7 separate regions of the Mus musculus genome follow, and all the other regions are linked to region 6. The links are chromatin loops, found by intact Hi-C in ENCODE. Cell type or tissue: heart. All regions are shown on one strand.

What was found. Hi-C counts contacts between places; a loop is a spot of excess contacts. Peaks named below come from ENCODE experiments on the same cell type or tissue, not always from the same donor. Only the 100,000 strongest peaks of a DNase experiment are listed, where the experiment ranks them.
Region 1: it touches region 6 in a loop (2.6-fold over the local background); 6 of 42 quality-filtered maps call a loop at or near these places.
Region 2: it touches region 6 in a loop (3-fold over the local background); 4 of 42 quality-filtered maps call a loop at or near these places.
Region 3: a loop joins it to region 6, with 2.6 times the contacts of the local background. A loop is called at or near these places in 3 of 42 quality-filtered maps.
Region 4: it touches region 6 in a loop (2.2-fold over the local background); 5 of 42 quality-filtered maps call a loop at or near these places.
Region 5: a loop joins it to region 6, with 5 times the contacts of the local background. A loop is called at or near these places in 13 of 42 quality-filtered maps.
Region 7: it touches region 6 in a loop (2.7-fold over the local background); 2 of 42 quality-filtered maps call a loop at or near these places.

Annotation. Positions count from the first base shown.
Region 1 is chr2:124,739,109-124,743,108 of GRCm38, forward strand. The region is part of intron 2 of Gm39920 (a long non-coding RNA gene); the gene reads right to left. Among named protein-coding and RNA genes, the nearest start is that of Gm34484, 20 kb to the left of the region's middle. In heart, no CTCF peak of the experiment used is centred here; a DNase peak (open chromatin) is centred at 1,903; H3K27ac peaks cover 1,997 bases.
Region 2 is chr2:124,553,154-124,557,153 of GRCm38, forward strand. It overlaps a transcript of Sema6d not described here. Among named protein-coding and RNA genes, the nearest start is that of Sema6d, 98 kb to the right of the region's middle. In heart, no CTCF peak of the experiment used is centred here; DNase peaks (open chromatin) are centred at 1,798 and 2,138; H3K27ac peaks cover 976 bases.
Region 3 is chr2:124,296,615-124,300,614 of GRCm38, forward strand. It overlaps a transcript of Sema6d not described here. Among named protein-coding and RNA genes, the nearest start is that of 4930583P06Rik, 76 kb to the left of the region's middle. In heart, CTCF peaks have their summits at 2,438 and 2,646; DNase peaks (open chromatin) are centred at 1,907 and 2,527.
Region 4 is chr2:124,774,093-124,778,092 of GRCm38, forward strand. All of the region lies in intron 2 of Gm39920 (a long non-coding RNA gene), which reads right to left. Among named protein-coding and RNA genes, the nearest start is that of Gm39920, 18 kb to the right of the region's middle. In heart, no CTCF peak of the experiment used is centred here; a DNase peak (open chromatin) is centred at 1,859.
Region 5 is chr2:124,099,194-124,103,193 of GRCm38, forward strand. It overlaps a transcript of Sema6d not described here. Among named protein-coding and RNA genes, the nearest start is that of 4930517E11Rik, 29 kb to the right of the region's middle. In heart, CTCF peaks have their summits at 680 (motif pointing right) and 1,893 (motif pointing right); a DNase peak (open chromatin) is centred at 1,828.
Region 6 is chr2:124,607,535-124,611,534 of GRCm38, forward strand. It overlaps a transcript of Sema6d not described here. Among named protein-coding and RNA genes, the nearest start is that of Sema6d, 44 kb to the right of the region's middle. In heart, CTCF peaks have their summits at 2,269, 2,471 and 3,232; DNase peaks (open chromatin) are centred at 1,207, 2,497 and 2,907; H3K4me3 peaks cover 2,654 bases; H3K27ac peaks cover 3,339 bases.
Region 7 is chr2:125,121,778-125,125,777 of GRCm38, forward strand. It overlaps Myef2 (myelin basic protein expression factor 2, repressor), which reads right to left and starts at 1,883. Exons shown (of 16, transcript NM_010852.2): 1 at 1,608-1,883. The coding sequence starts at 1,741. It overlaps Gm46759 (a long non-coding RNA gene), which reads left to right and starts at 1,867. Exons shown (of 2, transcript XR_001783448.2): 1 at 1,867-2,317; 2 at 3,012-4,000. In heart, no CTCF peak of the experiment used is centred here; DNase peaks (open chromatin) are centred at 1,474 and 1,864; H3K4me3 peaks cover 2,393 bases; H3K27ac peaks cover 2,098 bases.

The DNA.
Region 1 (4,000 bases), 130 kb after region 6:
ATTTTCAGATCTAATAACCATTTCTAGACAGTCTTAAGAAAGACCTGACTCAAGAATCTCAAACTAATCCTGATTAAAAAGGAAAAAAATCAAAATAAAACTGGCATTAGAGTAAGAGATTACCCTTTGGAAAGTAATGGAGACAAAATGCCTTTTCTTTTCTGACAAGAAGGTAAGTTTCAAGGGTGACTGGGATTCTGTGAAGAAGGATACCTGAAAGTTACGGAGAGCAGACACCTTGAACAGTCGTCGGCTTGGCAGGACCCCAGTCAAGTTATCTCTGTGGATGGAGAAATCGTCAAAGAGAAGAAGGAATGCCCAGGAGGAATGACCTATTAGATCATCCCAAAGTCACAATGCTCCAGGTGAGTGTGCAAAGCACTGCACTGCTGACAGAGCTAGATATTATATGAAAGCTACAGAGAGAGGACCGGAATTGGACTATGTGTGACTTTCTGAAAAAAAAAAAATTTCCAGGGAACTAAAGACAGCCTCTTTTTTCTCAGCTTTGTGACTGAAGAATTAAACCAAATCAAGAGAACCACGGAGATGTATCCTGATTATAAAAAGGCTTCCATACAGAGTTCTGCAAACCAAAGCTTCAAATATCGCCAGGAAAGGTCATGGTGGGAGCGAGATTCATTACAAACCTGAAGTATGAACTGAACTCCACTCTGCAGAGTGGAGAGCTCTCAATACCAGCAACTCTATGAAGAGCTGGCTTCATATCTCTCCTCCCCAGAGCAATCTGCCCTTCACTGGATGGCCTTTGCTGTCCCAAAACATAGCTCCACCAGACAGATGGAGCAGGCATGATAGGCAGAGGGATTCAACATGTCTGAAGGCCTTAGGGGGGTTGATGAAGGCAAAGCAAGAAAGCACATCAAGCAGCCACCATGCCCCCTACTGTGCCAGAATTCTTCTGGAAACTCCTGGATCAGAAGACCACTCTAAGGTGGAAGCCATCTCCTTGTGTGCCTCTGGATTCTAGGACTAGGACAGACAGAGTCACCTTTGTTACCAGGGAAGTGTGAAGTTGCCGTTCAGTGAGGGAAGGCAGGCAGGGAAAGCAAAGGAGAAAGGGGAAGATGTCTGTTCTCTGATAAGAAGTTAGAATATGAAGGCTGAAGGGTAAGGAACTGCAACAAGCCCTAGGGGTTTGTTGCATGTACTCCTGTGGAGGGTCCTGCCAACCTAGGTAACTGGAGAGATCATCTCGTGAGGTCTGGCCTGACCTAAAATACTATTTTTATGTCTCTGCCTTGGGGTTAGGATGCTTCTATTTTACAATATGGCAAGTGTGCTTGAGCAACCGGAGGCCCAAACAGTAAGTGAGAAGCAGCTCTTGACTGTGAGGGAGTCAAAAATTGAGATAAAATAAATTTGTCAATAAACCCTTTTTGAAATAGCTTTCAAAACCAACAGAAATAAACCAGAGTTGAAACCTTCTTCAAGCCACGTGACCCAAAGCTTTGGAGCAGACGGATAGCACACAGCTCCCTCACTCTCTCCTCTCTTTCCCTCCCAGGGAATTGTGACAAGGGTTATAAACCAGTTCCCTAAACTTTGAAACTACAAGGATGGAGTTGAAGGGCTGATGTGCCAACCCTGAGCTGAGGCTGAAGGGGCTGCTCTTGTCTTTCTTTCTCCCACAAACCTGACAGTATCCTAACACCAAACCCGAGTCACTTAAGGGAAGAGGAGACCACGTGGAGGAAATAGATGTTTCTCACTGAAATGGAAAGGAGCAGCATCAGATAGACCACCGTTTTAGCTGGGAATCCCAGCAAGGCATTATGGGAAACGCCTCCCTGGGGCTAGCCAGAGTGAATGTTGGAATAGAGAACAGATACGAGCGAGTACAGCTGCTGTAGGCGAGACGAAGTTTCCATTCCACTGAAACTTAGAAGCACTCAAATCGAATTTTCATGTTGGTGTGGCAATGGTGCTTTGCCAAGAAATTAAACTTAGTAACAGGCAGGTGTTTCCGGGGTGCTTTCAAATTACACTGCCTTGAGAGTCTTAGAGGAAGCAGATAGCATACGAATAATCAAGAAATAACCAGAGAAACGGGAAGAAAAATAAAAATAGTGCTGCCTTCCTCGTATTGTTTGCCGTTGCTCCCCTCCCCACGTCCTGTTATTGCCAGAATGCTAAGTGACCTTTTCTGTGTTTAATTACCCAAAAGAAACAAGAAATGAATGTCAGGGAAAGAGAGGGGCTCCTATCCGGAATAGCTTGTCAAAATAACAGCCCCCAGGGTCTTTCCTCTTTCTGGAGGATATTCAATATTAGCTTGAAACAAGTGGAGATTAAAATGGGAAAAGGCATATGTCTGAGACACCAGGGAAGGTAGAATATGCTCAGGATTGAAAACAGTCAAGCAACGCCATGTCTCAGAAAGTAAAGGCTCTCTGTTATTCTTTGGAAGAGGGCAGTTCTTGTAGGGTACAATGTTGCTGAGAATTTTAAAGCCAAGTTAAAGTGAGATGCTCCTATTCAGAAAGTTCTTGTGATGATATCCACTTCCCAGCAATATAATCATTTCCACTGGCTATCGCGCAAACAGAGCTTCTTATATAAACAAGCTGCAGAGAGTAAGAAAAATGCTCAGAGTTCCTGACATGCAGTCCTCTGTCACACACCATTCTCTCCAAATGGCCACAGAGAAAATAATACTAATCTCCCTGCTGCTCATTACTTTATTAGCATCTGATGCCTTAGGTCCCTAATGAAATCCACTTTACTGCCCTGGATTATTTCCTGACTCAGTGACTTTTTTCATTTCACTATTATGGGGCTTGATAAGAGCTCTGGGGAGTGACATAAGGGAACCTCCATTTGAATTATAAGACTTCCCATTTGCAATTTGGACACTGAGCCTGGACACCTAGACTCCCTTTTCGGTCTTCCAGTCAGTGTCTACATAAACAGAGATGGCGCAGGGTCCTGGAATGGGTGCACCATTTAAGTCTAGACCAGTTGTTCTTAACCTTCCTGATGCTGTGACCCTATAATTCCTTATGTTGTGGGGACCCCAACCATAAAATTATTTTCATTGCAACATCAAAACTGTAATTTTGCTACAGCTATGAATTAAAATGTAAAAGTCTGATATGCAGGATACCTGATAGTCACGTGAAAAGATTGTTCTGACCCCCAAAAGGGGTGGAGACCCACAGGCTGACAACCAGTGGCCTAGGAAAAAGAATGTATTTGCTGAATTGTGCATGGAGGGGAGAGGGAGGAGGGAATGACAGGATCATGTCTCTTTTAAGGACTTAGTGGTTGTTTGTTTGTTTGGGTCTTGTTTAGTAATCTACTCAGAGAGTTTTAGGGCTAGATAGGTCTAGAACTCCTCAACTGAAGCCAATCACAGAAGGGATGTTTTCCACACAGAGATCTGTCATCTTCCAAGTTCAAGAGAGCACTATTCCAAAAATTCTATCTGAAGTTACCTCAAACTCAGCTTAAGCCCTACAGAGTTACTTGTCTGGTTTGCTTTCTATTGTGATAGAACAGTCCATGACCAAAAACAACGTGGGGAGGAAAGGGTTTATTCGCCTTATTTGTCAGAATCACAGCCCATCACTAAAGGATGCTGAAGTTCAAGGAGGGCTGGAACTCAAGCAGGAACCTGGGCAGGAACTCCTGTAGAGATCAAAGAGTAATGCTCTATACTGACTTGCACCGAGTATGCTTATACCACCCAGGGGTGACAGCTCACCACAGTGACCTGGATCTCCCACATCATCACTAATAAAAGCAATATCCCCTAGACCTTCTTATAGGAAATCTAATGAGGATATCTTCTCAATTAGTTTCCTTTTCCAAAATGACTGTAGTTTGTTCCAACTTGACCACAACAAACCAGTATAATTTCTTTTACTTTCCATAGACAGGCAGACAGACAGACAGACAGACAGACAGACAGACACACACACACACACACACACACACACACACACACACCATACTACTAGTTTCAGGTTTCTAAGCA
Region 2 (4,000 bases), 54 kb before region 6:
ATTATATTTCCTTATCTTGACTATCTATATTTTTCTTATGAATAAAAACGCAGAAATGAGTGTGGGAGCCAATCTGAAAATGAATGACCCTGGATATGGTAACAGAGCTTCAAAGTTAAGCGATTCTTACCCCTGACATTCTGTCACTGCACATAGCATCAAGTCCTTATGGTGATTCCTATTCACCTTCCATATTTATACACATGCATATAAAACTATGTCACTTGCTTCAAAGTAGTAAGGTGACAATGATGTGTTCAAACCTGCAGAGACAGCCTGACTTGTTGCTACTCTCAAGGAAGAGTCAGAAGGATCACAAGTTCAAAACTGACCTGAGCTATACCTAGTCCTCTGGGCTAGATGTGTGGCTTGGTGGTAGAGCATGTTCAAGGCCCTGGGTTCTATCCCCTAGAAACTCATACATATGCCTAGAGGGAAAATCTATTATACAGATTTATTTGAGAAGATTCTTTACCTAAATAACTACTGAGCTCTAGAGGGGTAATGCATGTGTTTATAGAATGTTTTGCAGGCTCCAACTATATGTCAGGAAACATTCAAGATAGCAATGCTTTTTCATAGGACGATTTTCTTTCCTAAAGACTTTCAAAGTTAGTTTTAAATATGTATATGTGCTTGTATCTGTGAGTGGGTATGTGCATTTGAGAATGGTTGCCATGCCTCCTTGGTCCTGCCTTCTGCCTCCCTACTATGCACCCTGTGAAATTCTTCCATCCTCCTCACTTGAGCCCCACTGGTCTGGAATGATTGTCTGCTCCCCAGGCCTGAACCAAGCAACCTGCTACTGAGCACCCAGGCTCGCTCTCTACAGCATCTTCTGAGTTGAACCCATCCATCAATTCTTTGTGATGTTTCTTATATATTTCCCTTAGTTGGGCATCCATCTGAAAGGTTGTGTAGGCTTCATGAGTGACCTCAGAGAGCATGGATGCTACACAACTCTGGCTGCAATTGTCATAAAGGGTTTTCTTTATTTCCCAGCTTTGACAGTGGTAAGGAGAGTAGGCAGCTATCAGCTGGTGTTACCTGGGAGCCCTTCTGTCTCATCTTTCAGAAACACTCTCCACATCCTAACAATGTCTTCCTTTGTCAGACGTACCTGATGCATGCTCCTGTTGACTGGGGGAGGCTTATTATTTCATGTGTCTCTGTAAGTGGAGATTGCTGCTCTGAGGAGGAAGGGGGAAATCGATTGTCTGTTCCCGCAGCTTTAGAGCTATCCTGGGCTCTTAGGGCCTCAGAGTTGCTGTGTTCCCACACTTTCTGCTCAGCTGGCCGCTTTGTTTCTTCCCTTTCCTCTCTTCAGTTGTGCGTCTGTTTTCTTTTCTGTTGTTCCTTTGAACTCCTTAGGAAGCCAAAACTGCAGTCAGACAGAAGAACAGGAAAAGCTGCCCATGAGCAGACTTGGGCTGGGAAATTCCTTTTGTCTCTTTTCCCTTAAGGACATATTTTTATTTTATGTGCACAAGTGGTTTGTGTCTGCATGCACGTGCACCATCTACCTGCCTTATCCTCGTGTCAGACAGAGGATGGCATTGGATCGCCTGGAGCTGGAGTAATAGGTGGTTGTAAGCTAAAGGTGGTTTTATTTCTCTGTAAGAGCAACAAGCTCTCTTAACCACTATCTCCATCTCTCTGGGCTCATGTTCCTTTAAAAAAAGAGACTTGCACACATTAACCTAGAAAAGCTGAACACTGGCTCAACAATACAGCCCAGTATATCCAGAGCCAAGCCAGAGTGCACAGTGACTCAATAATACAGTGTGTCCAGAACCAACCCAGAGTGCCAGATTTCTTTCTATCTGTAGACCCCACCCCTTGTCTCAATTCTTAGGCCACAAATATTGCTATCCTAAAAGGTGCTTTAGGGTATGAGTGCTTACCCATCCTGAATGTTCCCACAGCATTAGAGGTCACACATCCTGTATGTGTCTCTTGAAATGGTCAGCCAGCTGTTAGAGGAAATTTACAAGACACCTTTTCCTTAAATCTACAAAAATTGCTTTTGTCAACAAATTCCTGTTCAGACTTCCTGCTCCAGCAGTGTTTGCTTCCTTGCTGCTGTGAGAGGAAACAAAAAATAGAACGGCCTTCCTGCTTCAGGAAGTTGGGCCCAGACAAGTCTGTGTGCCATGATGAGGCCAGCATCCTATGAAAGCCTCTGGGAAGTAATCCATTGGGGTATTATATTTAGGAACAGCCTGACTGAGAGCATCCCTGTGGCATTGAAGGGATAACCTTGTGCTCAGTTGGCTTGTCCTTCATTTCTGTTTAAAAGAATCGGGAGGGATGCAGCGTACAAAATGCTTCTGAATGGAGCAAGTCCTCTAGGCTTGATGGCATCTCTTCAGAATGGGAACTGTGTAGGAAGTGCAGGGATATGCAATGGCAATATACGCATGCGCCACTCAGTGTGCAGAGAATGGTGCTGAATTAAACTCGGCTACTCCTTCCATGACTGGTATGAGAATTTCCCAAACCTCTTCTTTTTCTTCCATATTTCTTCACACTTGGTCTTAGCCAAAAGTCCAAGAAGTGATCCTCCATACTTTTTTCCATCCAGACTTTGTGCTCATCACACAAGCAGCAAGTGAAGCGTCTACATATTAATACACTTTCAGTGTTTGAAAGAAAATTGCTCTCCAAGTTTGTCACCATTCTCATATCTCTTCTATGGTTTTATGCCATCCTAAACAGACTACAACAGAGACAAGCTCAATCACCCTGAGGGACAGCCATCCTGGGAGCTAGCCTAAGCCACATGTGTGAGTTGTTCCCAGGAGATCCAGTCAGAAGCCTGATCTAAGTTGAGCCTTGGAATCCTCTTAACTCCTATATCTGACAAGGGGATAAAGAGGCAGCCAGAGGATTCCTGTCACGCCCAGGCTTCGTGTCTCTCCAGTTGAAGCACTTGGAATTATGGAACACAAAAACTACTGGTGTCAAGCCCTATTCAAATGCCAGAGCCACAGAATATGTGAGCATATGAAAATGCCACCAAACTGTAGGCTGGTCAGTTGTAAGGCATGGACAACTGAAACAAGGACTTGAATTTCTGAAACAGTAAATGATCACATGGAACAATTTTGCAAACGGTGTTCAATTACATGGTGGTGAAGCCTGTGTTGGGCTATATGTTCATATCCCTATAGCATTGCACAAAGAGGCCTCAGCCCACTTGGGTGACAGTAACAACGCTCCATACACTGGAGGGCTTATCAACAATGTTAATGTCTCAACAACAATGTCACAGATCTGGAACATGGAATTCCAGAATTCAGAGCTGGGTTGTTGGGGACTAGTGAAGGAGCAGCTCTTAGTTCACAGATGGCCATGCTCTTGGTATTTCTCAGAAGGTCTGAGGGGCTTCTCTGGGGACCTTTGATAGGATCACTAATCCCTTTCAGTGAGGGGTGTCCCTACCATAACTCAATGTCTTCTAAAGGCCCCATCTCCATATTCTACCCTGTGAGTATTACGATTCAACAAGTCAATTTGAGGGATGAAGACATGCAGCCTGTAGCATCCAGGAGGCTTCCTGGGAATGTTTTAGATGTTAATAACCTCTACCTTAAGGGAATTTCCAAAGTGCTAGGCTACACCTAGATTGGCTCCAAAATCAGCCACTTCTCTTCCAAGAAGCTCATTCTCTGCAGTGATCCTTCCCTTAAAATAATAATAATAATAATAATAATAATAATAATAATAAATATGTCTATTCTGTAAGATTTTTCTCAACACAGTAAAATTGTCTTTAAAACTGCCTTGAAAAATGATTCCTCCTGTAATCCAGCCATGGGGCATCTCTTATCTCAGGACTGAACCCCACTGACTTTATATATCTCTCCTCATGTGCCTTGTGGCTGGAGTGAACTGTTACAACCACAGTCTAAAGTTCTACATCGTGTTAAGAGCTTTCAGATAACTTGGGTCAGTTTGCACTTTGTTGTACTATGAACAGCGCGTAGATATAACAGTG
Region 3 (4,000 bases), 310 kb before region 6:
AAAAGATAAGGTCTGATAAGAAGTTGCACATTCTGGTGTGAGCGATGAGATAAGTGGCAAATTCATCAAATGAATAAACACATGAGCTTTACCAACTCTCTAAGGAAGAAAAGATTCAAGCCCCTCATGCAAAATACTGTTTCTCAAGGTTTTGACTAAATAATGACAGTATGTGTATGTGGTGGGGTATCTGTGTCTGCTTCCTGGGTTTCAAAATATCATTTATTTAATACACAACTGAAACAAGCATGAAGCAATCCTGCCACCCACACAAACTCTCCCTGTCCTGCTGATGGCAAAGGTTTAAGCCAGCTTCTGTTTTAAGTACCACATCTGACGCCTTCTAACCAACTCTCCCACTAAATTCCGAGCTCAGCCTGTGCTGACAGAATCAGCAAACTCAACAAGGTGACAGCTTCACTGAAAGGGGCTTTCTCACCAAGTGCATCTCATCGGGGCCTCACTGCTGAGTCATGAGCTGGCTCTTTGGGTGAGGCACAACAGGATGGCCTCTTCCGGGAGCCGGCCCAGATCCTGATTCAGGATCTTTTGGAAAGAAGGCTCAAGAACTCTTCCAAAGTTATAAGTGAAAACTTGCATCCTTAATATTGATCCATATTTTTGACTTACTAAAAAAAAATCAAGTATATTTATTCATTAAAAAATTCAGCAGATGGTAAATATAAGGCTGATGTCTTCTTTTTCCATCAAAAAGCTATCATGAATAGTCATGTGCTTCTAAAACACAAACCTATATCAGAGGGACTAAGCACTGTATGTTCTAGCTTTAAAATATCTCAGATGGTAAATGAATGTATGTATGTATGTGCTTATGTCATCCGTGAAAAATAAGGAAACTGGTATCTGTTACCTCAGAGCAAATATATATATATATATATATATATATATATATATATATATATATATATATATATATATATATATATATTTGGATGCATAGACAATCCAGTCAGGTGCCCTCTAATGACTTGGAACATCAGAGCAGAACTGAGAGATCCCAGAGTCTCTCAAATCTGATCCAATGAAGTGTGTGTGTGTGTGTGTGTGTGTGTAGGCTATCATGGTCTCCTCCCTGGGCCAAGTGCTCACATATTGGCTAGGATGTTGGGTAAGTCTGTCTCTGTGCCTTCCTCCATCACTGATGTTACAGGCATGTACTATGCACAGCCTTTTGGTGGGAACTGGGGGTTTAACACAGCCCCTCCTGCTCCTCTGGAAGGCACTTGACCAGCTGAGCTATATCTCCAGGCTCTGTGTCATCTTTTTTTTAATTTATTTTTATTTTTTCATCTTTTTATTTTTATTTTTTTGATTTAAGGTATCTCAGGTTAAATGAACTGATTAAACATTAATTCAATTATTTCTCACCATGCTATCTTTAAGTTTTTACACTTTGTTCATAAGATTCATTTTTCTTTCATTTCAGCGTGTCCATTTCTGGGTCCGTATTTGTCTATCCCAGTAGAGTGGTTAGAGCAAGGTGCTCCATCCCAGCCTCCAAAGCTTGTGCCAAGGGAAGAGACAGAATTTGGAGACTGCTGTTTAGTTTGACTGTTGAATATATTTGGTACCCTATACCTCTTACAAAATATTCAGCAAAATTGCCCTCATAATTAGATTGGCCACTATTTTCTTCATAGAAATTATGCTCCTATTTATTAAAGCTAATTATTCAGTGTGCCATTTTTCTTTTTCTGTTTGTATTCATGAATGCCTGGTCTCAATGGGACCATCTAGGTGAAGATCGATAATCGGTCTCTTATTAGAGCAGGGGGAAGCATCCATTGGTACACTGCATTCAGCTGGATGTAAGAGGGCTTATTATTAAAGTAGCAGCAGGCAGTTGAAACCCACGCATGCTGGCAGTGCTGGACACACGGGATTAAATAATCAGCCATCAGGCTCTGTCTCATAAATGTTTGTCTTTGACTTTTGGCAGGAACTCCAACCTGAGCAGATGCCAGTTGACATGGGAACTCTGAGGCCAGCAATTTAAGGATTTTCACGTTTGCTTGCAGTGGTAAGATTTAAAGATATAATAACAAAACACAGAAAATGTTACAGAGATCTGGATTTCTGTACTAGATGCAAAATGAAATTGTTTAGGTAAATATGTTTTGATCTATACATTTTCCTGTAAATTATCTTACCAAAACTAAAGAAAGCACAAGAGAACTCCATGATTAATCCTTAAACATCAAACATAGTAGGGTTACACTGGATTAAAAGAGAGAAATTAAGTAATATCTGCAGTTCCTTAAGTTGTACAATTGGACCAAAAAGGGACATGATTTTCACTTCCTACAGTGAGCTGTTTCTATTGAGATGAAATATTGGCTGTCAGAACACATAGTCTTTGTCAGTGGGAGAAAAGAGGAAGTGGCTATTTTAAGTTCTATAGGGGGCAGTAACAGCCTTAGCATGAGTCTTGAGATTGGGTTGTAAGGGAATGAAGTCTGTAGTTAATTAAGTGATTGCATAACAAGAAGACTATCTGGCGCTGGTGGAGAGGCCTCCACACTGGACACTTGCTGCCAGTAGAGGCACATCTGTGTGCTGTGACTTCAAAACACTGTTATAATGTTGAAGATACCAGCAGATGAGCACACATGTTATTGAAAAATGGTTTTAAAAATAGAAATCTTTCACTCCTATGTATCTGTGTTTATGTGTATGCGTGTACACATACATATACACTCTTAGATCAGATGCCAGGAAATAAATGCTGAAACCACCAGTAACTAAATATTTACAACGTTTCTAGAAGGAATCCCAGTATCTGTATACATTCTAATATAAAGTAGGCATTGCACCAAGGAGTAGTCAGGGCACTTTTAGTACAGTCACATCATCTAGACGTTAGTGAATTTGTGGAGCTTTGAGTTGTTGAAGTTAATAGGCTAAATTTTGAAATAATGCCTGCTTCTCATTCACTTCAAGTTGAGACTGATCTCTCTCCATAGTGTGTGGCTATCTTCAGCACATCTGGTTCTCTGAAGAACACTGCCTTAAAATAGTTCTCATATTCTTCTGAGTCCTCATTTTAATGAAGTCTAACAGCATGTTCATGGTACATTGATCGGATTGTGACTCTCTGCCATTTCATTGGATGCTTTTATACAACAGGCATGGTTTTGTATTTGTGAATTTGAAAATGATGAATCTGATGTATTTAGCTTTTAAGTATCTTCTTCTCAAATTGCCTACTACTTTATTTAGTTATATTGTTACATTACCTTTGCTTTGATGCCTGTGTTTCTTAAAATCTGCTTGTGAATAATGAAAAAATGACAGTGAAAATGCGGGAAGCTAGAAGATGTGTTATTTAAACTGATACCAGGACTGGCCATGCAATGTCACATAGCATTTTTGTTAGTTAGTTAGTTAGTTAGTTAGTTAATTAGTTAGTTGTTAGTTAGTTAGTTAGTCACTGTGTGTATATATGTGTGGGCCCTTATGAACAGCTTCTTGGAGTCAGTTCTTTCCTTCCATCATATGGGATCCAGTGGTACAACTCAGTTACACCATGTTTGATGGCATGTGCCTTTACCCACTGGGGTATCTTGCCTGCTTCCATTATGATGTCTTACATCTAATTGTCATGGAATCCTTTTGACTTTTCTTTTTAAAAATTGCCTTTCATATTTCATTCAGTGCATTATTATCTGTGCTTCCTAGAAGCTATCACCAAACCTTTGTTTTTCCCATGCATGAGTCGTGGTTTCCTTACCTAGATGTAGAACTTAAGTAAACTTTTTAACAGCAGTGTCATTAAACTGCAGATACTATTTAATACATTCTTGTACACTTATTTTCCACCCAAAATACGCCCATGGTAAATGAAAAGTCTAACTTGAAGCTCTGCAGCTTCAGAATGGTTGTTCTTACTGAATAGCAGTTCATTTGAGAGAGATGGACTTTGGGTCTGGTTGATTTCAGTCCGAGATGTTTTTTATTCACAAATTCTTTATAATAAAGT
Region 4 (4,000 bases), 170 kb after region 6:
CAGGTAAATGTGCTCAAATACTTCTGGAGCCTACATGACCAGGCAGAGCTAGCAGCATGGCATTACATTCAAGTTGAGTGGGTGCTTTGGCGTGAATGCCTACCCGAGAAAGTCCCTCACTGGTCATGCATTTCCAGGAAGTGTTTGGGATGGCTTACTAGAGCCCTTTTCGACACGTACTGCCTATCCACTGGTTCTAGCTGTTTGACATTCCAAGAGTGGTCGTGCTAGAGAGATGGAGAAAAGAAAGACCAGTCCTAGCTGGGGGCTACTGAAGAAGAGGGATGGACAGGTGGCGCAAGCCAGGGGTACTTTTAGGACAATGACATTTTTTTCTGAGTGATGGTAGAGTGTCAAACACTTGTCAGGGCACATGTCAAAATATACAACATTTGTCAAAACCAGTTGAATGTGCATCACAAAGAGTGAGAACTCCTGTAGACTAAGAATGCCAGTTAATGACCATCAGTCTGTCAGCTTCTAAGAGATACACCACACTCATACGAGGGGTAAAGAGGAGGATGGGAGCAGGGTGTGGAGGAGAAATGTGAGACAAACCTTTAGGAACTTCTCATTCTTCAGCAAACTTCAAACTACTCAAAAGTAATATTTACTGCCTTGTTTTAAAAATACGTATAGAATGGCAGAAGACACTATTTCCCTCACCCGTCCATCCCTCTTTGCCCCAGGCACTGAAAGGGCTTGAGAAGCTTAAGAGGTGGGTATCTTAACCGACCTTCACCCCCGGGCATCCCTGCAGGGACAACCCTCCTGTACGCAGGCCACGCACAGTCAATGCAGCTGAGGTTCAGCTCGCTCTAATACCGCCTCTTAAACATTGCCCTGCAGAGAACTGCAGCTACCTACCACATCTATCCCATCAGAGTTCAGCGCAGAAGTGAAGAAAAGATTAACCGTAGCCCCTCTATGGCAAGTCAGTATGGGATACACCTCAGAAAAAGGATGAGCCGCCTCTCTCTCTCTTTTTTTTTGACATTTTTTTTGTTTTTTTTAATTTATTTTATTGGGTATTTATTTCATTTACATTTCCAGTGCTATCCCAAAAGTCCTCCACACGCTCCCCCACCCACTCCCCCACCCACCCACTCCCACTTCTTGGCCCTGTCGTTCCCCTGTACTGAGGCATATAAAGTTTGCACGACCAATGGGGATCCATCCCATAATCAGTTTCCAAACGCTGACACCATTGCATACACTAGCAAGATTCTGCTGAAAGGACCCAGATATAGCTGTCTCTTGTGAGACTATGCCCGGGCCTAGTAAACACAGAAGTGGATGCTCACAGTCAGCTATTGGATGGATCGCAGGGCCCCCAATGGAGGAGCTAGAGAAAGTACCCAAGGAGCTAAAGGGAGCTGCAATCCTATAGGTGGAACAACATTATGAACTAACCAGTACCCCCCCTTGAGCTCGTCTCTCTAGCTGCATATGAATCAGAAGATGGCTTAGTCGGCTCTCTTATGCCACCTTTGTTCTCTAAATCTCTGATGCAGGCGAGTTGGTACTTACAGAGTGGTTTCACTCAGAGGCCAGTGGTAATGAGACAGAAAGGAAGCTGACAAGCAGCTCTTCGAGGCGTTCAAGCTGGTTGTTCACAGGGTTTTGTTTTGTTTTTTTTTTTTAACTATAATTCATTCATAGAGATCCCTTGTCTTTCAGAAGAGAGAGATCTGATTCTTTACTTTGATGCTTTATGAATGCTGCCAGGAATCTGTTACATAACATGAAGATCAAAATTTCAAAGCCCTTCCTGTTCGGGCTCTGCACCAGCCACACTTCCTGGTCATCAGACTGCCACATGGCAAGGCAAGGCGAGTTTCCTCATGTCCAGTTGGCAGCTTGGCTGACCCTGGCTGCTCATCCCGTCCTCCTGCCCTACAGCTGGCTCTCTGGCCAGTGTGCAGAAGCATTTCATCTGGCATGGAAGGGCATGGCACAACAGGGCCATCCTGCTTCCACTTTTCCTTTGGACTAACAGACACAGGCATTCATTGCCAGTGCCACTCTGTCCCTTAGGGGAAAAGTAATAAACCCACTTGGAAAAAGACCTCATGTTGTTTTCAGGCACGACAGCCAAACTGGTTTTGGGTTATTAGAAATTTACCGTAGATATTGGGTCTTCAAAAAAATCTACTTTTATGCCTTAGCTCTGTACAAAGCCCTGGTCCTGTTGTACAAATAGATTCATAGTTGGGGGATGGAAATGTCAGAGGTCAAGTAACATGGCTACTCTGTACCTTTTCACTAATAAAATTACTTCACCATAGCAATAATGAATGGAATCTTATTCTAAGTAGCCATAGTTAATTAACCTTCCAAACACCAAACTTCCTCCAAGTAGAAATACAGACATACATATGATTGTAAGATGCACATAGCCTATTATATACCCTGTCCAGGCTCCCAGCAGCCAATGGGAGCTGGACTTGTCGTCCTTTGATGACATCACACCAACTCATGTTCTCTTGAGTAGGTTCACATTTACAAACTCATAACTCGAATAGCAAGTGTAGTCTTTGAACTGGGACTTTCAAAGCTGGTGCCAACAGAACACATCACTCTGGATCAACTCAGTCTCTCTCAACAATCCAGAAGGATCTGCCTCAGGCAGCTCAGGAATCAGGGGTACGGTGCAATAGTATGAGGACTCACTGCTGCATTGCAAAGATGCAGGGCTGTGAATCGAGCCTTTCCTCCTGAATGTCTGGAAAACAGTATTCAAAGACTGATGTAGTCAAATGGCTAAAGTGTTTCCTTTCCATTCTAAGTTGTTTGTGAGAGGAAAGAATTATGTTAGGAAAGCCCAGGGAGCTGCTAAGTTAGTGTATACATGTCAAGGTTTGCATGGGGAGGGCGAGTGTTTCCTCTCCCAGACACAGATGCATTCAGCCCTACTGATTAAGTTGGCCCTAAGGAGCTCTGGCCCCAACTTTCATATTCATATTTCTGGCTCTATTAACCACTGTCTCTGTGTCCAGTTGTGTTAGCAGGTGACAGACAGAAAGGGCCATGCAATTCTGCTGCCAGTCAAAGTCTCACATCCTGCCAAATGTCCTGGTTTCATGGGTCTGGCTTTTTTTTTGTGCCAATTGGTTTTAGTGACATAATTATTCATCCCAGTTTCAGTATATAATTGGATGATTATTTTTTTTTTGGGTAATCTGCAACTGTGAGTCTGTTATTTCTCTGACGTTAGTTGTATGGAAAGGTTGAAAGTATAATTCTGTTTCTGCTCTGTCTTAAAGGAAGCAGGAATGAAAGTCACAAGGAGGAAAGGGAGAAGGATATGATTAGTCAAACTCAGTTTGGGAAGATAAATGAGTGCCATCAAATGCATGAGAGCCTGCATGATCCCAGGGCTCCGAAGCACAGTTAGCGCAGGCTGTGTTCAGTGTCTGACAGCAGATTGCACTGGTCTCAAGCAAACCACAAATGGTGGAGAGGGGGTCCCAATGGTCACCCTGCTTTAAGCAATGACTGTCTTCCTTTGTGTTCACTGAGGCCACTCCCAGTGTGGGGAACATCTAGATGCAAAATGATGAGGCTACTAAACATATGGCTTTGCATCCAGATGAGTCCGTGTCACTGAAAACTGGCATTTCAGAGGCCAAAGAGGAAATCCTGGAAAATATACTCCTCTAGTTGTATTTTTCCATCTGTTTGACATAAAAATATTCCAGAAGCCAGAGATCACAACCCCTTTTGACTGTTAAATATTTGCTCTGAATCTCTTGTTTTTCCAGTGGTGAATGTTTTGTTTTGTTTTGTTTTTCTTCCTTGAAGGCTGCCTGTTATTGTCTGAATAAGAATCCTGAAAAAAGTGCTTCTACCCATCCTGAACTTATAAAGTAGGAACTTCTCAATTAGCAAAGCACTCATTAGAAGTTGAAGAATGAGTCTTCGGAATTCTTCTTCAAATATCTAAACCCACGTCATAACAGGAAGTGGAACAGGAGTTTCTTAGTGCCTACGTGCTTTA
Region 5 (4,000 bases), 510 kb before region 6:
TAGAGCCTAAGCATATGTTAATAACTAAGTATATATGGCTGGGTGAGTAAGTGAGACAGAAGGAGGAAAGATGCCTAGTATATTTTTAGAGCTTTATTAACATTTTCAAGCTCTGAGAAGAGAGAGAAATTTGATAATAATATTTATTTTTATTTTAGTTTTGGTATGTATGTCATTAAAGTGCTTCTCAAAATACAGGTAGTGCATTTTGAAAGAGGTAGAGAATTTGGTGGAAGATGTCCAGTGAAAAAGAATATTCTAGATTGAAAATGCTTCCAGGAGGTAGCTGGGGGTAACTGTCCAGGCATTCAAGAGAAATATCAGACCAACAAAGAGCCCAGATAGAAATACTACACAAGTATAATTTTAAAATAAGTTCTATAGAATTTTACTGCTTCACATTAGATAATGTTACTTTGTGTACACAATACCCAGATGAGTAGATAAAACCAGCTTTAGTTATTGGGTATCATAAAATAAAAACATAGCTATATTCTTCCTTGGACTCAGCTGTTTTTTTTTTAAATGGAAGCCATTCAAACATGGATATGAGTATTGTGACTGTGTCTCTCTACAGATGGACTTTTTTTCTTTCAAGGAACAGTACATGTGGGAAAATATATTTTCTTCATTGTTTCTGATCATAAAGTTGTGACAATACAGTTTTATGGAAGGCAGTGCTCTTTTGGTCTTGCCAGGAGGTGTCACTACAGCTCTCTGACTAACAGCACATCCAGTAGGGACCAATTGGTACTCACCTGCATCTTCTCAGAGGCCCAATGTTCTCTCTGCTGGGTTACCCGGAGGAAATGCAATAGGACAGTAGAATTATTTCCAGAATCCTATTTCCCCAAACAATTATTTTTAGGTTGTGAATTAGTTGAAACTAAAAACCCAAACCAAAACAAATGTCTTTACTATTTTGGAAGTAAGTACTATACTTTCTTTTGAGTAATGATCAAACATTGTGAAAAGAAAGAGCAAGAAGCAGAGGAAGGGAAATAGGTGGGTGTAGACTTCTGAAAGAAGTGAAGCCCACAGTGATAGCCCAGGGTGACAGCCCAGGGTGACAGCTTGCCCTGGAGCATCTCCTGACTCAGTGTTTTCTCTCTTGCCTGACTTGGCAGTTGGGCAGTTGGTATTCTGTGTCCTGCCTCTTTTTCCTATCTGGATAAGTCTAATTTTCAAAAAGCTTGTATTAAGAGTTATATACCATCTTTACTTGTTGATTAGTATAATTTCAGTCTCCTCCACAATGTGATAAGATGGGGTAGTTACTGTATTTTCCTATGTAAGAAAAAAATGGACATTGGAAAAATATTGTACACAGCACCCATGTGTACATCATACTTTTATGGGGATTAGGGATTTGACCCATCGGATTTCAACAGCCACTAAAGAATTGTCCCCCTACAGCAGGTGTTCTTTCTGTCTTTTTCTCTGTGTGATCCTGACTGAATTGGAGCTCCACACAATACCCAGTGCTCACTTTGTGTGAACAACACACCTTGAAGGTGTGGCTTTCTCTTTCCTTGTATGTAGTGCTTCGTGAAGAGTCTAGACATTTTGAAAAGTGACCTGATATTTCTGTTTCTAAAATGACACATAAGACCCACAACAATGACCAATAAAGTGGGTGGATGAGACAAAAGATGTGCTCAAGGGTGAGCCTCCCCAGCCTTGAGTCTGGAAAGAAGGAAAGACTGTGGCACACTTGGCTTCACCTAGTGCCGCTGCCTCCACGTGGTCCACTAATCAATGAGCCATGGGACAGAAAGGCTCAGCTTTTTTGTCAAGTAGTAAAACAGAATGGGGGGCTTAGCTCAGCCCGAAGGGTCTCTTTGACTGTTGGGAACAGACTGGCGTTCGTGGAGCTGTGTTTCCTGCCGCCCTCCAGGTGGCAGCCTGGCCCCGCTGTTAGACATGCTCTGGTTTCAACCATTTTTAACATTGCCAGACTCAGGACTGTTTCTCAGCACATTTAATTCCCTGGGAATGATGAACTGCGCTTCAGCTCACTGCACCCTAGGGTGATTGAGCCTGCAGTATTTTGGAATCTGCAGAGACTTTTTGGGCTGTCATTTGATTGAAAAAAGCTGCCATATTTTGGATATTTTGTCCCCTTTAGAGCTGTCCTGGCAGACTGTATCTGCCCAGAAGCAATCTATAGGAGAACACTTTAAAAGCATATATATACTTTCTCTTAAAATATGAGGAACTTAAACAAGCTTACAATTTATTCCATTATTTGATCTTCTATCTATTTCATGGCTTTGTTCTTCTTTGGTTCTGAAATAATATTTCTTTCCACCTGACTTAAAGCAAATCCTCTCTAGAAGGTAGCTTATGTTAATTGACTGAGTATTTTGAAAGAATGCAGGCAGAGCTATGTGGAATGTCTTAATTTAAATGAAGCTGTAAGCCTTTTCATATTGTAAGCAGAGGTATTTAAAAGTAAGATGATTAGAAACTGCTGAAGTTGCACACAATTCAAGAGAATGTGAAAGACGTTAGAATGAGCGGCTGGCACAGGGCTGCAGTGTCCGTGTATTCTAAATATACATGTAATATCAATTATGGAAGAAAACCAACAAAGGATCTTAGGCTTGTCAGCTTGCATTTGTGTGGCTGCTTCTTTTCATGAGAATTTTTAGTAACTGGGAAAAGTGCCAGATACTAAATGCTGGAAAACGACACATGAATAGGATATAGTAGATCTTAGCACTGTTGAGGGGGAAAAAAAAGTCACTTACGAGTTTAGAAAGCTTTTCTCTGTCAGTGTGGCCAAATTCGCGCTTTGATTTGCAGTGGTTTAGACTTATAAGTCACCTGTGGTTGGCTTTGGGCCATGGTTAGTAGCATCTTCAACGGAATCTTCTAGATAACTTCTGAGAACCATTGTTCTCTACCCCTGTGAGATTTGATCCCCTGCCATAAAACATTCTCTCAAGGCAGCTTGTAAGAGCATATAAGCTTGTGTTCTATACAGAACCTTAGATTCTAGATGTGGAAAAAACCTAGCTTTACTGACTCACCATTAGCCGACAGTGAATTTGGTCTCTGAAAGCTGATAGTGTAGTGAACCATTAGGAGAATGGCAGGGATGGGCCTCTCCACTTCTCTTTTCAAGTTAGGTTGTAGCCATTGACTGGGATGTTAATCTATCTGTCTTTTTGTGAATTTTTAATTTAAGTATTATAATTGTGTCTTGTCATTTTGTGACATCTTAGGGCAGAATGTGAACTTGGGGAGGAGGTGATTAGTTGACTGAAATAAGTCCAAGACTGGTTGGTCATAGCCTCCGGTTTAGTGACTCCAACAAAATCAGCAAGGGAAGGCTAATTCGCAACAAGCCCAAAGTCTTCTTTGATGGTGCATGCATTCCTGGAAGGACTTCACCAGCCTACCAGTTTTTTATATAGCTGTAAATATCATTTTATCAGAAAATATTTGATCTCTTGATGGAAAGAAAAGAAATTTCTAAGTCTATTTAACCTGAGAAGAAACCGAAGAAACAAGACTTGAGGGTAGACAGGAGGGTGGTAATCCTTTCCAGTTGGTAGAGTGAACAAGATGAGACAGAGAACTGGAAAGCCATATTTTTCCAGGATCCATAAGTCATTGTGCCAGGAAAAAAGCAAGCTTGGTGTCACAAAGACAGGAGGTCCCTATCCTTGAAAAAGGATAAAGGATAGGGGTGAGTTCTAAGGACCATGCCTTCTGGATTATCTTCGGGGAACTGAAGGGTTTTGGGAGAAGCTGCAGTGTGAACTAAACAAGAATAGAACTGTAGGGATAGCCTAGTATATTAATCAATAAACCCCCAAGAAAGATCCAGAAGTCATGTCCCAATGGGAGCATTTAGTGATTTTTGTAGTGACTAAGATCTGAATGAAAGAGCTATCTGCTATAGGATAGAGTTTTGAGGATTCTTAATAGTAGTTGTGGCTATTGATACCAGTGAAGGGCACCAGCAGGTCCTTCCATAGCTTTTGATGAG
Region 6 (4,000 bases):
TCTGGCCCAGAAGAGAGTATGAGAATGTTGCAGGCTCTGGCGCCACACCTGTTCCACAAGTATTTACTGAGTGTGCCCCCCAGTGCTGGGCACCAGGCCTGTCCAGGAAAGGAAGAGGAGAACCCTGGCCCATTAACAAGTGTCCAGTTGGGAGACATCCTAAGCAAGATAAATTAAATAACATTTCATAACAGAGAAGACAGTCATTCCGGCCCATACAGAGGGTTTGTGGGCTGAGGGTACTCTGACACCTAGACAACTTGTTGTTCAATCAAGAAATCAGAAATGAAGCTGAACCACTTTATAGGATACCAGAGAAAGCAGGAACATCAGGAGAGTGTGCTCCAGTGAGGGGCAGAGTGTGAGCCAATGTTAGTGCCTAGAGTGCAGAGTGGGTGGGAGAACGGGAATTGGCAGAAGTTAACAGGATTAAAGAGCTGAATGGTATGAAGTGGACAGAAATGATGGGAATCAGAACCACTGCAGTGACAGCCGCCTGAGTGCTTTCCTTGGATGCTTTTCTACTAAAGACTAAATGAAGAGTGTCATTTTCCTCTCAACACCCCCCAACTCCCACCCTTCCCCCTCTCACACACAACACAGACATGGTAAATCCTCAAGAGTAATCTTTGACCTTTCTACCCATGTCATGCTCTGGCCTCTCGGCCTCCGACAGAGCAAACAGAAGGATGACTCTGAGGTCCAGGCTGATATTTAAAGTGAAAACATGTAATTCATGGTTTCAAAGGACCCATCAGCATATTCTCCAGCAACCCACCAGACCATCATTCCTTTTATTCCCGGATTTAAAGACTCGGTCTGGGTAAAACTGTAATCTCTGGGTATCTTTTCCTCTAAGGCTGCCCACATGTGCAGGAACCCAATTTATACTGAATGTTGTAACTCACTCTTAGTAATCTCAATGCTCCAGAGTCTCTTCTGCTTCAGCAGAAGGACTGCCTCAAGTTTGAAGCCAGCCTGGGCTAAATAAGCTCCAGGCTAGCCTGAGCTACAACGTGAGATGTTGACTGGGGGTGTTTGTGGGGGGTGGATTCAGGAATCTGAAATGAACCTTTGCTGCTCCTGCAGACATGGGACAACTGGCAAACCTGTCGGGGTGGCCGGTGACTTGTTTCCTCACTTGGCATCTTCACAGGGTGGCCAGTACCACCCTCTGCCCGCAGAGCAGAAAACAAGAAATAACTGCTGGCCAGGAAACAGCCCCAGCTTTCTGGGTCAGAAGTTGGCCAGGGGAGGACCTTGACTGCCAAGTAACTTGCAGTGATGTCAGAGCCCCACACAACCAGAAAACACCAGCCAACCAGGAACAAAAAACTTAACAGCAAAACAAAACAAAACAAAACAAAACAAAAAACAAACAAAACAAAAAAACAAAAAACAAAACCAACACTGAGCTAGCCTCGGAAGCTGCTCTTTCTGTCCCCCCATCCCTTTCTTGTAACAGGAGGAACAGGGTGGGGGGGGGGAGCTTGCATTTTAAAAGGGGTTGTCTTTTTTGAAGTTCCTTTTCAACTCCAGGGCAGTGTTCTTCCTAAATGTAAACATATATCTATGTGCGAGAGAAAAGCAGGAAAAATCATAGACAAGAATATGCTTCCATGCCGGGTCTCTCTTTCCATGGTAATTAACCACACTCAAAGGAAAACCAAAAGTTTGGCGGAAATGCTCTCTTCTTTCTCTCTCTTTAAGAGAGGGCATCAGGGTTGATTCCAGCCACTTAGAACCCTTAAGTGATACATGATTAGATTGGAAACTAATAAACATAGCCCGTTCTTGGAAATGAACTTTGAATTAAGATCCTCTTGTTTGGGAATAAATGATTCTTTTATTTCATTTATGACAGTCCGTACATCTTAAATGATGTCGCTTCAAGGACATTTTCATTTCTCCCACAACGTATTAAACGAAACACTTGCCTGTAAAACCGGCTCATTAGCCTGCAAAATTACACTGTACTGAATGGCTTTCATTCAAAGTGGAAATAAGATTTTTAGTAGGCAATTTCTGTATTTTCTAAAGCTACAGCTATGTTTGATTGCGTCTTCCCAGCTGTTTTACTTGGTGGTTATAAAGATAAATGGGGGAGGGGGCTTGTAAAATGAGCCAAAAAATAAATCCTACACTAGAAAACTAAGTCAAAACTTCGGGGTACAACTGCGCCCATGGCACCACTGGGCTGCAGCAATTTGTCCTCGGGACGTCTGGGGGAGTGTGGGAGAGTAGTGAGGGCGCCTGGAGGAAGGGAGAGGAAGGGAAGGGAGAGGCGGCTTTGCTGGCTACAGAGGCGGCGCCAGCTGGGCGACCCGGCTCCGGGAGGCGCGGGAGGAGCCGCTCGGATAAGGTGGGAGAGCCTGGGCGCGCGGCCGTGCGCGATCAGGGACGCGGCGGCCACCGGGGTCGAGGCCGCGGCGCGCGTGGGGCTCTGGGCGGCGCTGGCCGCTGTGGGAGCTGCAGAGTGGCCAGGGAGCGGAGATCTAGGGGAGCGACTCGGAGATGGATCGAATTACACCATTTGCCGAGCAGCGGTTTGTTTTGCTCGCGCTGGGTCCCGCCGCCGCCGCAGCCGCCGCCAGGGCTGGAGCGAGTGAGTTTCAGGATAGATCGCAAGACGAGACCCGAGACCGTGGGATTGCTCTTTCTGCACACTGTCTTGATTGGCTCTTCTGTCTGACCGTGACAAGCTTCATTTGTCTGTTTTTAAAAGCAGGCTTCCCCATGAGAGGTAAGACAGTCGCCCAAGCTCCGCTGACGCTCTGGGTGCGTGATGGGGGTGGGACCCCGAGCCGGGAGCCCGCAGCGCAGCTGTGTGCGGACGCGTGTGTTTGCGTGGGCGTAGCGTCGTAGCTCCCGGGAGTTCATTGCTCTCCCAAGCCACACGGTCTCCAGCGGTGCCCGAGGCGCCAGGGGAGGTCTGGCTGACCAGTCCCAGCTGGCCGGTGGGCGGCCTGGGGGCGGGGCGGGGCAGCTCGGCCCTCCTCCTAGGCGCACCCCTCCTCTGAGGCGCACCCCTAAGGGAAGAAAAGACACCCTGGGCTGCGAGGAAAAGTTTCTTCTTGGCAGGGCCGGCTCGGCGCCGCTCCGCAAGCCGTCAGGGTGAGCCCGCCTTCCTCGCTGCGGGGCTTGGAGCCTCCAGCCCGCCCGCAGCGCAGCCCGGGCCGCCGGGCCAGCTTCGGCCGGGAGAACGCAGGGACAGCCTGGGAGTGCGGAGCCACTGACTGTCCACGCGGGGACCGTGAGCACCCACTCGCGGGTCTCCCAGCCACTCTCCCCCGCAACTTTGCGTGCTTTGTTCTCTGGCTGAAAAAATGCTCCACAGAAGCGCCATAGACCGGGTCTCCTCCAGGCGGCAAGGGCTCGGCCGGGAGACGTGTTACGCTCTCAGCTCCCCATCAATTATGGATGGAAACAAATAAGGAAAAGTCAATTTTGTATGAGCCGCGTCTTTCGCAGCCAGAGGCGTCTTGTAGCCTGGAGCAGAGGCAGGCAAACCGAGCCCAACAACCAGGTAGGGAAACTTCCAGATTCTGCTGCAATGACCCTCTGTAGAAATCGAGGCAGTAGCTGCCCTGGGGAAATTTGGAAGCGCTTTCAGCTCCCAGTCGGGCGTCTAACTCTTGGGTTCTAAGAACTTGAAGGTGTGGATGCAAGCTGAGTTTGGAATTTTTTCTCATTATTCGGCTACCAGGACCATTGTACTATTTAAATCTAATAACTTGGGATTTTTTTTGTTTTGTTTGTTTTGGTTATTTTGGTGGTGTTGTTGTTTTCTTAAATGTGGAGCGCGCTGGGGAAGAGGTAGGGGAAGTATTGCAGTAGGGTCTGAGTTAGAGCACTGGGGGAATTGGACTGGTCAGTAGTCAACTCCAGCATCCTTAGAGAGGGACCGCACATCGTTGTTATAGATATACGTGCCCCCCCCCGACTTTGTGTACAGTAACCGGACCCCGTGTCAGCCACTAAGGCTTCTTTTCCTTACATG
Region 7 (4,000 bases), 510 kb after region 6:
TTATAATACCTAAAACAACGCGTGTATCATGTATGCTTACTTTCCATATAGATACAATGTGGGTATTTCCAATTCACCATTAACTCCATGAATACAGAATCCAAAGACACAGAGGGTGACTATATTGTTACAGTCACTCCACTTTTTTTTTCTATTTTTAATAGCAAATCTCTGAAAAAGCCCAAGATCTGACAGGCATAAGAGATAGGCTTTCCTTGCTTTCTGATTTCTCGGTGGTTGATGCATGCACACTCTCCATCCATGAGCAAACTGCACTGACTTTCAAGCCCTGCAAATCTGATACCTGCAAAATTCTGTTCTGCTCACACGATGCTTCCTGTTCAAAAGTCACCAGGTGGGTAGGGAGACGAATGTCCATATTTAAGGTATTCCTAGCCAATTCAAAGGTAACACAACAGGCTCTGTCTAATGGAACGCTCTTAAAGTGCCTCTCCACATATATCATATATCATTTCAAAAATGAATATAGGCATCAGGAAAACAGCAAACACTGAACTTCTAAAGCTCAGGATAGGCCCCAGGGAACTGGGGTAATTCCTCTTAAATACGTTGTCAGTGGTTAAGAAAAAATATACAATGATGTCACCCTAAGAGCGAGACTGTCATAGAGAAGCTGAGGAGCACTACCCCATCTAGTTTGCAACCAATTCAATTCAGCCGGTTTCAACAGACTGGTCCAAATCACTGCCTCAAGTATTTCCACACAAAAGCCAGAAAGACATTTTCCCTTTTCTGACTTCATGTCAGAAAGCATGTGTTCACTGCTTTCTACCGTGGCAGGATGGAGAGGTGGAGGGTGTTTTAACAAATTACTGGCATTATTTTCAACTTCAGTTTTTACAGAATAAGCCATAGGAAAATAAATGTTTGCCTTCACATAGCCCCACGTGACAAGGACAGCCGAGCACAATCTGCCCCTATCCTACTGCCTTACAACTTAAGATCTTATGGATTAACGTCGACTAAATTCTCTACAGACACAGATGACAGATCCAACCTTCAGCCCTCGGGTTTTCTTCTACAAAAAAAGCACTGCATTCGGTGGAGGGGGGGTGTCATTTTGTGGCCTAGCGCCTGCCTGGAGACTGCACGAGGCCCTGGGTTGCGTTCCCAGTTTTGCCAAATTCAGATTTATATTTCAGTAATTTAATTATATCGTAAGTGAATTATAGTAAAATGAAGGCCACTACACACTGAGTTTGTGTTTTTAAAAAAATGAATAAATAAACCAGCCTGCACGGCCCACAACCATCACCGGGTGGGTGGAGGAGACCAAGTCCTCCTTTTTCGAAAGCCAATCAAGAGGAACACAATGGGTTCGGTGAGCTCTAACACTTTGGAAGCCACCACCGCACACGCGGCCCTCACCGGGGCTCGGAACCGGGCCGGGAGGGGAAAGGACCGATGATGTCATCCCTGGGTCCTCCCCGAGGATGAGGCTAGCCTCGGGCCTTTTAAAGGGGACCGTTTTTCCGCGCGCCCGAGGCCGGGGCCGCCAGCACCGCACCTGCTCCCGCCCCGGGGCCGCCCGCGCCTCCCGCCCTGCCCGGCCGCCCTCCCGCCCGGCCGCCCGGGGGAGACAATACATTTTAACGCCGTTGGCGCTGCTGCGCGGCGGTTTCTCGGGCTCGCCGGGGTGCGTGTCTCGCCGCGGCTCAGCCGGTTGCTGCTGCGAGCCGTCGTCACCCGCGGCCGCCTCGGACTTGTCGGCATCGGCCATCCCGCCGCGGGCTCCGCCTCGGCCGCGATGAGGGCTCCGAGCGCTACAATGGCGGCGGCCGGAGAAGCGGTAACGGATCGCGATTTGAAAAGGCCCCGAGCGCTCGGCGGCCGGGATCTCGCGAGAGCGGACGAGGCCCCGCGACTTGGGGAGTGAGTGGGGGCGGGGCTCCGGCGCGGCCACCTGCGGAGGGAGCGCGGGCTGCCTGGGGGGGCAGAGATGGGGGTCCTCGGGGACGGGGCCTTTGGATGAGAGGACTATGGCAGCTCCATCTCTGCGGGTGGATGCTCTACGAACCCGCCAGCGAGCACCGGTAGCTGAGGACAAGTTGACCACTTTCTTTGAGGGCTGAAGATTTTTGTAGACCTTAGCAATCAGCTAAGAGGTCGAAGTTTTTACATTCTCGGGGCAGCTATCGATTTGGACAGTCCATCATTTTCTTAAGAAAACCTGTACAAGGGGGCTGGAGGAGTTCAGCAGTTAGGATGACTTGCTGCTCTTGCCAAGGACCTGGGTTCGGTTCCCAGCACCCACATACAGGAGCTCCAACGACCTCTTCTGACTCCATAGGCGCTGGTATGTCTGTGGTGCACAGATATACATGCAGGCAAACCACACGCACACATGGAAAAAACAAATTGTTTTAAAAGAAGTCTTATACAAGACTAGCTACAAATGCATATTTTGGTTTGGATTATAGATTTTACCCCTAAATACTAAAGATTCATAAACCTGAGTGTCATGATTACACTTCACACTAAAATGGCCTTTTTCAGTTGAAAAAAAAAGCTAAGACCTCCTCAAATGTTTCCTTCTTTAAAAAAAAAGTGAACAGCATAAGGCAGACACAGTTTATTAGAGATGAGAGTCATCTACAAAATTCTGAGTTTGGCGTTCTACCCACATAGTGTCCTAAACACAACAGATACTTTTGTGTTTCTGTACTGTCACCCCTGGGGCCTAATGGTTGCAGTTAGCAGACAGGTGCTGGAATCTGGCAGAGAAAATTAGGCTTTCTCCTCGGCTGAGGCATTTCAGTTCTCCACTTCTCTTCAGGTAAAGACAGCAGTTCCTTCCCTGCAAGGTAGAGATTTAAAGAAAACACTTCATCTAGGGCCAAGTGCTACAGTATCGCAGTCTATCTCTTAAGGCTCCCATGGGGTTTCAATCAAGGAGAAACCAGATTAACCCACCCCACCCCACCTCAACCCTAGATTTCAAAGTATTCACTATTCCATGTATTCTTTTGTTACCATTGAATTTCTCCAAGGAACTCCATCTGACAGTCCTGGACTAGTAGATTCCTGCAAAAACCTTTTTCACATTTCAACACTTTTCAAGAGTTCATCGTGACCAAACCATAATAGAAGGTTCGGAAGGGACACTAGAGCTCTGCTGGAGGAGGACTTTGGGAAACAGCACTATTCAAGAGCTGTAATCGAGCTAAAAGCACAATTTAATTAAACACACACATGAGACTTACCCATACTCCAGAGTATGCCAATTTAAATATCCCATTAAAAGAGCTATTCTTAATGACTGAGCTTTGGGGGGCAGTGTCTTGGAATTTCCAACCCCAATAAGCCTATCTTAAAAAAAAAAAAAAAAACCACGTAATCCAGTTATTATAAGTATAAGATATAAGCCTAGATTGGGCAGATCTAACACTATACTAACATTCCCCAGCTATAAGACCCCTTGCTACTTGTGGTTTCTCCTGGCCACGTGGTTCTGCTCCAACATGGCTATTGTCCTCACTGTCTTCCTTCCTCCTCTCGTCCTCCCTCTTCCCTACTTGTGCCCATTCTCAGAGATCTCCCGTTCTTCCTATCCCACCACTGCCCAAAAAACGGGCTCTCGCCTTTATTGACCAGTTAAAATGGGAAGGTTCGCAGGACTTCACCTGCTGCGACTGCTCTAGGGGGCAACCCCTCTGGAGGAAGCAGAATTAACATCAGAATACAAACAGCACCAGGACAACCCACAACCAAGCAGGATTTAAACTGTGAGCCTAAGATAAATGGCTCTCTGCCTACCCTTTAGCCCCAATCTTGTGAATTCATAAAGAGCTAAGGGTTATCATAACTGAGGATCACTGAGGGGCTCCTAGAAGAGATGAACCTTTCCTTCTCCATGCTGTTGACAGCATACTTAAGGGTAGCGAAATCGACAAAGGAGAATTTAATTCCCTCACTGGGAATTTTTTTTTTCCCAGTTTATGTGTGCACATTGAAAAACTCTTAGGTAACAGATGTTGAA